3 separate regions of the Homo sapiens genome follow, and all the other regions are linked to region 3. A link is a contact called in ENCODE Hi-C or POLR2A ChIA-PET data. All regions are on one chromosome and are shown on one strand. Each heading gives the region's core, a stretch centred on a gene start or an enhancer-like site at or near the end of the contact. The rest is flanking DNA. Distances are from core to core; before and after follow the strand shown.

Region 1 (2,700 bases), core at 176-2,675, 520 kb before region 3:
GCATGTAGCATTTTTCTTCATATCCTATTTTAAAATTTAAATTATATATTATGTTACTGATATTTACCAAATAATAGAATATTATTACAATCAACGATCTGCCTCCCATTCTTACCAGTGTGCTCATATACTAAATAATTTTGGATTGTGAGTGTAGGAAATATTGACTTAAAAAATACATCAGTAGAAAATTTCTAACATGGAATTTATTATTAAAAATACTAAAATAGGCCAGGCATGGTGGCTCACACCTGTAATCCCAGCACTTTGGGAGGCCAAGGCGGGTGGATCACCTGAGGTTCAGGAGTTAGAGACCAGCCTGACCAATATGGTGAAATCCCATCCCTACTAAAAATACAAAAATTAGCCAGACGTAGTGGCATGCACCTGTAGTCCCAGCTACTCAGGAGGCTGAGACAGGAGAATTGCTTGAACCTGGGAGACGGAGGTTGAAGTGAGCCGAGATTGTGCCACTGCACTCCAGCCTGGGCAACAGAACGAGACTCCATCTCAAAAAAAAAAAAAAATTTAATTAATTAATGGTAAATACTAATCAAACAGTCCCGTACAATTACCAGAGGTATTCATTTAGATTTTCATTTCCATAAAATGAGAATTACAGTATTCACATCATTGGTTTGTTCTGAGGATTGAGTTAATAAAACAGCGAAAGAGTAAGCGCTATGTTAGCTATTATTATTGTGAATAGAAAGAATTGCTCTTCCTCCTCCAATTTAAACAAATCAAAGTAGGGAAAAATCCAATACTTTTAATACTATTAAGATACGGTTTTCTCTGTTGCTTAAAAAAATAATAATCACAGGGCAGGGGAGTGTTGGAAAGCATCAGCCACATTTTTTAAGATAAAAGCACTCATGGACACTACACTACATTTAATAGCTCCAGGAAAAACTCGACTTTAAGCAGAACTAAAGGGGAAATGAAACCAGAGCTTCCTGTATTTTACTTCCAGCAATTCTGTCATTATACTGCACACCAACAATACACACCGATCAAATCTATCACTTTTTCTTTATTAAGAAAAAAAACTGTATCCCTCTTGGTTTACCACCTAAATATAGCCCCATGTCATTAACTTAATTCGTTAGTCAAAACCTCAAAACTCTGGCTCCGTGACTCAATTCAGGAAGTAAGAACAAGAGCAAAAAGAATGGATGCCGAGTTGCCATACACATGTATAATAACAAGCCAGTGACCCAATTTAAGCCATCTGCTTGCATTAAATCACGCAACCCCCGAAGTATCCCCAGGGACAGGTCCCGCCAGCATGAACACTTCGTATGCATCACAAGCAGCCATCACTTAAGTTTCACGTACGGTCAAAGGAAGTCACATGACTTGCGCTTTGCAATGTTTAACACTGCAGTCAAATGACTCGGCATCCTAAAGAGCGTGTTAGAGGCAGGGAACGCAATGGAGGTCACTCCACTGTCACTACAAATTCCGGGAAGGAAACTTCCCCAGATTCCTCCACTTGGAGGTGGCGCTCGGCCTCAGGCTAGGAGGGAACAGGTGAGAAAGCAGCCCAGGTGGGGTGGGTTTGCAGCGAGGAGACACCCCAGGGCAAACAGCCTGACCCCAGCCAGGGATGTCCAAGAAAGGCCGCGACTCCTGATAATCCCTTATGCCCCGGAGCGCCTCGCCTGCAGAGGCAGCGTCCCCGCCACCCAGCCCCGGCTCTGCCGCGGTGAGGACCGGCGGGTCGGGGTGGACTGGACACTGTCCCACCCATCAAATGGTGATTTAGGAGCCGTGACATCCGAATGCCATCCTCCACTGGCGAGACCCTCAGAGCAGCCACGCCTCTAGCGACTGCCCCGCCACCCGAGGCCGGGGGTCGCGCGACTCACCCAAAGACTGGTGTTTCAGGCGCTCCACGGAGCAGGTTGTTTGTCAGCAGCTAAGTGCCGTCAGGGTTCCCGGCTCTGGCGTCCGTGGGCGGCTACGGGAAGCGACAGGAGTCAGTCCTCGTTCACTTCCCGGCTCGCGCGCCTCACTGCTGTGGTCTCCCCACCCTCCCCGCGCCCCGCCTTCTGTGTCTGGGGCGTCCCTGGCGGCTCTGCTGGGTTTTGGACAGGGACCCGCCGCTGATCGCCACCCAGCTCGGCCTCCTGCACAGCCTCTGGAGCCTTGGACCGCGACTGGCTTGCTGTGGGACGAGCACAGAGGGATAAGGACAAAGAATGTGTCCTGGGTGGATCTGGCTGCCTTTGCCCGGAAGGCGGAGTGGGGTGGGAGGTGGTAGGAAAATGGGAAGGAAAGAAAAGAAAGGTGGGCCGACGTCCACCTGGCTGTTCCAGGCCTCCAGGTCTAGGAGGGAGGGCGCTCGGGGCTGGGACTTTTCAGGACCAGGGTGGTCACCGCACAGGCCCCGCCTGCCTGGACCAAGCGCTGGCCTTCCCGGGGCGCCCAGGTCCACGGGGTCAACGCCAGGGTTTTCTCAGCTTCCTCGTCTGCCTCGGATCCAAGTCCAGACAGTGCCAGAAGAGACTTGGAGGCGCTGCTTTTTGACAGTACACACCTCTGTATGCAGGTGAAACGGTGGGGGAAGGGTTCAGTACGCTGGACTGTGCCCAGCCCAAGCTCCCCATCCGTTAGTGATAACTTGGACTCGCAGCCACTCCGCGTCACTCGCCAGTTATCCTGCGTGTGGGTGTTTTCTCCAAATTGGACACTTAG
Region 2 (2,700 bases), core at 33-2,532, 600 kb before region 3:
TGTGTTTCTGACATTCTCCAGGGAAGACGGTTACAGAAAGACTTGACCCCCTGGCCCCGCAGAGCTCTTCAGAGAAATTAATGCATCCAGAAAAGACAGAGCATCAGATCTCACTCCTTCGTCTGGAAGACGTCAGTTCATCCTAGTTCTAGCGCATACCGGTGTTTTGGAAACAGATTAGCTATATTCATACATAAGGATACTCTTCCGCAACACTATCTGTAGTGAGGCCAAGACCAGTGGTTGCGGGAATCTTCGCAAACAGGCAAGAGACAATTTTTAGGGGCGATGGAAACTGTCATTTTGACTGGGGAGGTCATTACACCTATACATGCATTTGCTAAAAGTCATCAAACTCTTCCACTGACGTGGGTGTAACCATTGTTTGTAAATTATACCTCAACAGGATTCGATTAATTTATTTATTGAGACAGTCTCGCTCTGTGGAGTGCAGTGGTGCAATCTTGGCCCACTGCAACCTCCGACTCCCGGGTTCCAGCGATTCTTCTGTCTCAGCTTTCCTAGTAGCTGGGATTACAGGCGCCCGCCACCACGTCCGGCTAATTCTTTTATTTTTAGTAGAGACGGGGTTTCGCTATGTTGGCCAGGCTGGTCCCGAACTCCTGACCTCAGGTGATCAGCTCGCCTGAGCTTCCCAAAGTGCTCGGATTACAGGCCGCGCCTGACTATGATTCGTTTTGAAAGAAAAAAATATATGCCATTTACCCCTCGGGAATGGAAACATAGAGGAGTGACAAGATCTCCCCCAAGCTCTGGGGCGGTGGAGTCCAGCATTTATAGATCGGTTTGCACTAGGAGCAGAAGCTCCTTTCACGACAATCTCGGCCTCTTCCCACTTTGTAGAGTGAGTAACAAGCTCGGAGAGATGAAATAATTTGGTGGCGTTAACCCGGCCGACAGGCGCCAGCGCCAGGATTTGAACCCAAACCACGTGACTTCACAACCCATAGCTTTCAACACTACGCGGTGCTGCTGGCACCTAGTAAAGGCTGGATCACTACTGAATGAATGATTCTGGCTACGGATCCTTAAAGCCCACAGAAGGCCCATCCAGAGACCGAAAGCTTCAGACACAAGCCGCAGAGCAGACCGCTAAACCGGAGCTACAGAGGCGAAGCTCAGACTTGAGCCTGAGTCCGGCGGGCTGAGGGGCGGGCTTTCGTCTCGGGAGGCGGAGCTGTCTCGTCGCATTCCCGGCAAGCTTGAACCTCTTCACTTGCCGTAGCGCCTGCAGCAGGAAGTTGCTCTACAGCATGCCTTAGGTTTCCGGGTGAGGGTTGGGCTCCTTGGTACCATGTGGGAAGCGCTGTGAAGAGTTGTTGCCTTCCAAGATATACCCAAATTCCCAGTTCCAGGTAAGCGGCACAGAGCCGCTTGATGTGGCTGCGGATGGGGGCGGCATATCGAGGGAGGGTAAGAGTTTTCCGGATATCTGCGGAATCAGGGTTGAAGGAAAGCCTTGGCGCGGTCGCCGCTACTGTAATTAGTTGTTAACGCTGCTGCCATCGTCTTTGCATCTCCGGGGTCCACAAATCTCAGGACACCCGCGTTGTGTGTCCATGACGGTGCTGAGTGCAGAAGAGAATTGTTTGTTTACGAGGCGCCTTATAATTTCGTAGAAACTTATCAAAGTGCTTACGTTTTTTTAGCCCGTGTCATTAAAACTCCGCTGGCGTGAAAGATGACGTCCTTAGCCCAGCAGCTGCAACGACTCGCCCTCCCTCAAAGTGATGCCAGCCTCTTATCTAGAGATGAAGTTGCTTCTTTGTTATTTGACCCTAAGGAAGCGGCCACAATCGACAGGGACACCGCCTTCGCCATTGGTGAGCCATCTTTTAACTTAGAAAAGCTCTTGGAAGCGTTTGTTTTCTGGATGTTACTGTTTTTTTTTTTTCCCCTTGTTTTCTCTTCTGTCCCGTCCTCTTCCTTAGCAGTTTCTAGCATGTTGATGTATATTTTTAAGGGAAAGAGAACATAACAGTCAGGTGCTTGGTGCTTGAAATGTTTATGAGTAGAGGTATCTGGATTTCACAGATGAAGAAACAAAATTAGAGAGGTCAACTAATATGTCAAAGAGAAGAACAGCTAAAAGGGGGATGGAGGCAGTGACTGGGGTGACGGAGAAGTCCTCTCAGAGGACTGGCCTAGTTATTGTAGGGGATATCCAAAAAAAAAAAAAAAAAAGTGTTCCCTGCCACGAAGTACTTTCTGTTCTAGTAGATGAGATAGGATTTACTCTAAAAGTTGAAAACTAGAAATCAGTGTTTGGGACTGTATTATAAATTATATGTACTTAAAGAATTCAGAAACTTCTTAGGGGTAAGTAAAACTGTAAAAGAGGGGTGGGATGAATTTGCTTACGAAGAATTGTTAAATAAACTGGCCTTTTTTGAAATTTAGGATGTACTGGCCTGGAAGAGTTGCTTGGAATTGATCCTTCCTTTGAGCAGTTTGAAGCACCGTTGTTCAGTCAGCTAGCAAAAACCTTGGAGCGAAGTGTTCAGACCAAAGCAGTAAACAAACAGTTGGATGAAAACATTTCATTATTCCTTATTCACTTGTCGCCTTACTTCCTGCTTAAGCCAGCACAGAAGTGTCTGGAGTGGTTGATTCACAGGTAGCTAATAGAATTACAGAAATAACTATGGGTTAATCACTTTGGTCTTGTAAAAAATTAAG
Region 3 (2,700 bases), core at 90-2,589:
AGAGTCTTGACATCTGTGAGCACCTCCCCTCTCTCCACTCTATTGAGTATATGAGAGGCTACAATTGTCATTTATTTGAATGAACACAGAGAAACCAATTTAATCAAGCAAGGGAATGGAATGCAAATCCAAGGTCAAGAATGTACTTTCTTCTTAGTTCTCCTTCTTGTAAACCAAAAAGTATCTGAGACAGGTCTCAATCAATTTAACAATTTATTTTGCCCAAGTTAAGGAGATGCCTGTGACACAGCCTCAGGAGGTCCTGATGTCGTATGCCCAAGGTGGTCAGGCTACAGCTTGGTTTTATAGATCTTAGGGAGACATAAGACATCAATCAATACAGGTAAGATGTATGTTGGTTTGGTCCAGAAAGGTGGGACAACTGGGAGCCAAGTGTAGGAGGGAGAGCTTCCAGGTCATAGGCAGATTCAAAGATTTTCTGATTGTCAATTGGTTGAGTTATTATCTAAAAACCTGGAACCAATAGAAAGGAATGTCTGGGTTATGATAAGGGCTTGTGGAGACCAAGGTTTAGTCATGCAGATGAAGCCTCCAGGTAGGCGGCTTCAGAGAGAACAGATTGTAGATGTTTCTTATCAGACTTAAAGAGTCTGTTCTGCCAGGTTTTGTTGTTGCTGTTGTTGTTGTTGTTGTTTTAATTGAGATAGAGTCTCGCTCTGTCACCCAGGCTGGAGTGCAGTGGCGCAATCTCAGCTCACTGCAACCTCCACTCCCTGGGTTCAAGAGATTCTCGTGCCTCAGCCTCCCAAATAGCTAGGATTACAGGCGCCCATCACCACGCCCAGCTAATTTTTGTATTTTTAGTAGAGATGGGGTCTCACCACATTGGCCAGGCTGGTCTCAAACTCCTGACCTCAAGTGATCCACCCGCCTCAGCCTCCCAAAGCGCTGGGATTACAGGCGAGAGCCACAGGGCCCGGCCTGTTCTTTCAGTCTTAAGGTCCATGTTGATGTTAATGGTAATGAGACGTGGCCAACCCTCCCCTTCCTCTCATGGCCTGAAGTAGTTTCATAGGTTGACTTTGGAATGCCCTCGGCTGAGAGGAGGGGTCCATTCCGATGGTAGGCGGACTTGGAATTTTATTTTTGGTTTACACTCTGTTTCATTTTCCTCTCATTCTCTTTGTCCCCCCACCTTGAGAAAAGTCACCCCAGACTTCCTGCCACTCCTCAGATAAGTATCAGGTCTTGAATGCTTTCTTCCCTAGCAGCTCGAACTAGATGAGTAAGAAGACGCTTGTCTGAGTCATCAATGTATCAACCAGAAACAAGCTCAGGAAATGCGTCTTTAGCATCCCCACTACCCCCACCCCATCCACCAGGCCTTTAATGGAAAGTTTCCCATGGGGGCCAGGGACACTCAGCAGGGGACTCTCCCTAGAGCCCCTGGGCTGCTCCCACTGTCTGCTGGCCCAGAAAGTCCACCGAGATCACAGCTTTTTATAAACTCACTTGAGATTCTATTTCCTGAGTACAGTTGAGGTTCCCCCTCCTTTTTACAAGTTCAAGATACAGTACTTCAAAGTTCCACTGTAAATTCTAGAGCCCTTGAGATTTTCTATGCTGACCAAATACTTTGTTAACACAACTCTGTCGGCCACATAAAATGGAACAACGCTTACTGCATGAAAAGTTTTGTTTGGTTGACAGCACACAGGACACCAGTTTTGTTTTCTAACTGGAAAAGCACCACCACATGCAGATGTGATTGGTAGGAAAATGGGGCTCTGGATGCACAGGTAATTTTGGTGAATGAGCTAAGGTACTGTGTGTACATCGCTGTTGTCGTAACAGGTTCAATGTGAGGGAGCCGTCTAAGCACTGGCAATGTGGACGCCAGATGCCAGACCAGAAGGGCGGGGCTAGACCACAAACCCAGAGACCTAGGTTCTCGTTAGAACTGAGCCACCAACCAGTGCTGTGGCCTGAAGGAGTCTCTGAGCCACCAACCAGTGCTGTGGCCTGAAGGAGTCTCAACTTCTCTGAGTTTCAGTTTTCTCATTTGGTGTAAAAACTGCAGTTGCTTATCACATAGGATTGCAATGAGAATCAAATGAAACATATCTGTGAATGGAAACAGCTTATATGAAAACTCTAAAACCCTATGCCAACGTAAAATTTTGTGGAAGTAAACACGTTTTACATTCAAGAGTGAACAAAACCAGATTTTTTTTTTTTGAGACAGAGTTTTGCTCTTGTCGTCCAGGCTGGAGTGCAATGTCACAATCTTGGCTCACTGCAACCTCTGCCTCCTGGGTTCAAATGATTCTCCAGCCTCAGCCTCCCGAGTAGCTGGGATTACAGGCACCCGCCACCACACCCAGCTAGTTTTTGTACTTTTAGTACAGACGGGGTTTCTCCATGTTGGCCAGGCTGGTCTCAAACTCCTGACCTCAGGTGATCCACCCACCTCGGCCTCCCAAAGTGCTGGGATTACAGGCGTGAACCAACGTGCCCAGCCAGACATTTTTTATTCTAACCAGATGGCTTGCTTGTATCTTTGTTTGGTGCTTCCTACTTCAAATGTTTTGTTTTGTTTTTTATATTAATTAGCCTCTGGGACAAAAGAAAAGCATGCATGGTTTTGTCTTGCTGGGTTCAACAAATACTTTTCTGGCATGCTAACTGCTTCTCACCAAGGGAGCAACCACGTTAAGCAAACCAACATGAGAACTGGCA

Evidence for each region. Hi-C counts contacts between places; a loop is a spot of excess contacts on that map. ChIA-PET counts read pairs that join two places held with the same protein, here RNA polymerase II (POLR2A). Pooled maps may share reads with other maps.
Region 1: a map of naive thymus-derived CD4-positive, alpha-beta T cell shows a loop between it and region 3 (4-fold over the local background). The contact joins the promoter of LGALS8-AS1 here to the enhancer-like site in region 3. A Hi-C loop is called at or near these places in 2 of 168 maps with a recorded cell type or tissue (endothelial cell of umbilical vein and naive thymus-derived CD4-positive, alpha-beta T cell), 2 of 37 single-sample maps with no recorded cell type and 11 of 50 pooled maps. POLR2A ChIA-PET finds 5 or more read pairs at or near these places in 3 of 52 experiments (OCI-LY7, Panc1 and WTC11).
Region 2: a map of naive thymus-derived CD4-positive, alpha-beta T cell shows a loop between it and region 3 (10-fold over the local background). The contact joins the promoter of HEATR1 here to the enhancer-like site in region 3. A Hi-C loop is called at or near these places in 2 of 168 maps with a recorded cell type or tissue (heart right ventricle and naive thymus-derived CD4-positive, alpha-beta T cell) and 8 of 50 pooled maps. POLR2A ChIA-PET finds 5 or more read pairs at or near these places in 2 of 52 experiments (Caco-2 and activated naive CD4-positive, alpha-beta T cell).

Annotation. Positions count from the first base shown.
Region 1 is chr1:236,523,233-236,525,932 of GRCh38, reverse strand. LGALS8-AS1 (LGALS8 antisense RNA 1) reads left to right here and starts at 1,425. Exons shown (of 1, transcript NR_034040.1): 1 at 1,425-2,700. It overlaps LGALS8 (galectin 8), which reads right to left and starts at 1,951. Exons shown (of 10, transcript NM_201544.4): 1 at 1,872-1,951. RefSeq lists a silencer at 1,609-1,658.
Region 2 is chr1:236,603,098-236,605,797 of GRCh38, reverse strand. It overlaps HEATR1 (HEAT repeat containing 1), which reads left to right and starts at 1,282. Exons shown (of 45, transcript NM_018072.6): 1 at 1,282-1,376; 2 at 1,671-1,844; 3 at 2,422-2,638. The coding sequence starts at 1,703. RefSeq lists an enhancer at 1,082-1,341.
Region 3 is chr1:235,998,175-236,000,874 of GRCh38, reverse strand. The region is part of intron 12 of NID1 (nidogen 1); the gene reads left to right. Among named protein-coding and RNA genes, the nearest start is that of LINC02768, 27 kb to the right of the region's middle. RefSeq lists enhancers at 1,389-1,458, 1,499-1,548, 450-1,649. Within about 2 kb of position 1,339, at least 13 of the 41 ENCODE cell types and tissues checked have a DNase peak (open chromatin) inside an H3K27ac peak, as active enhancers do; they include endothelial cell of umbilical vein and heart right ventricle, where a contact is called at or near this core.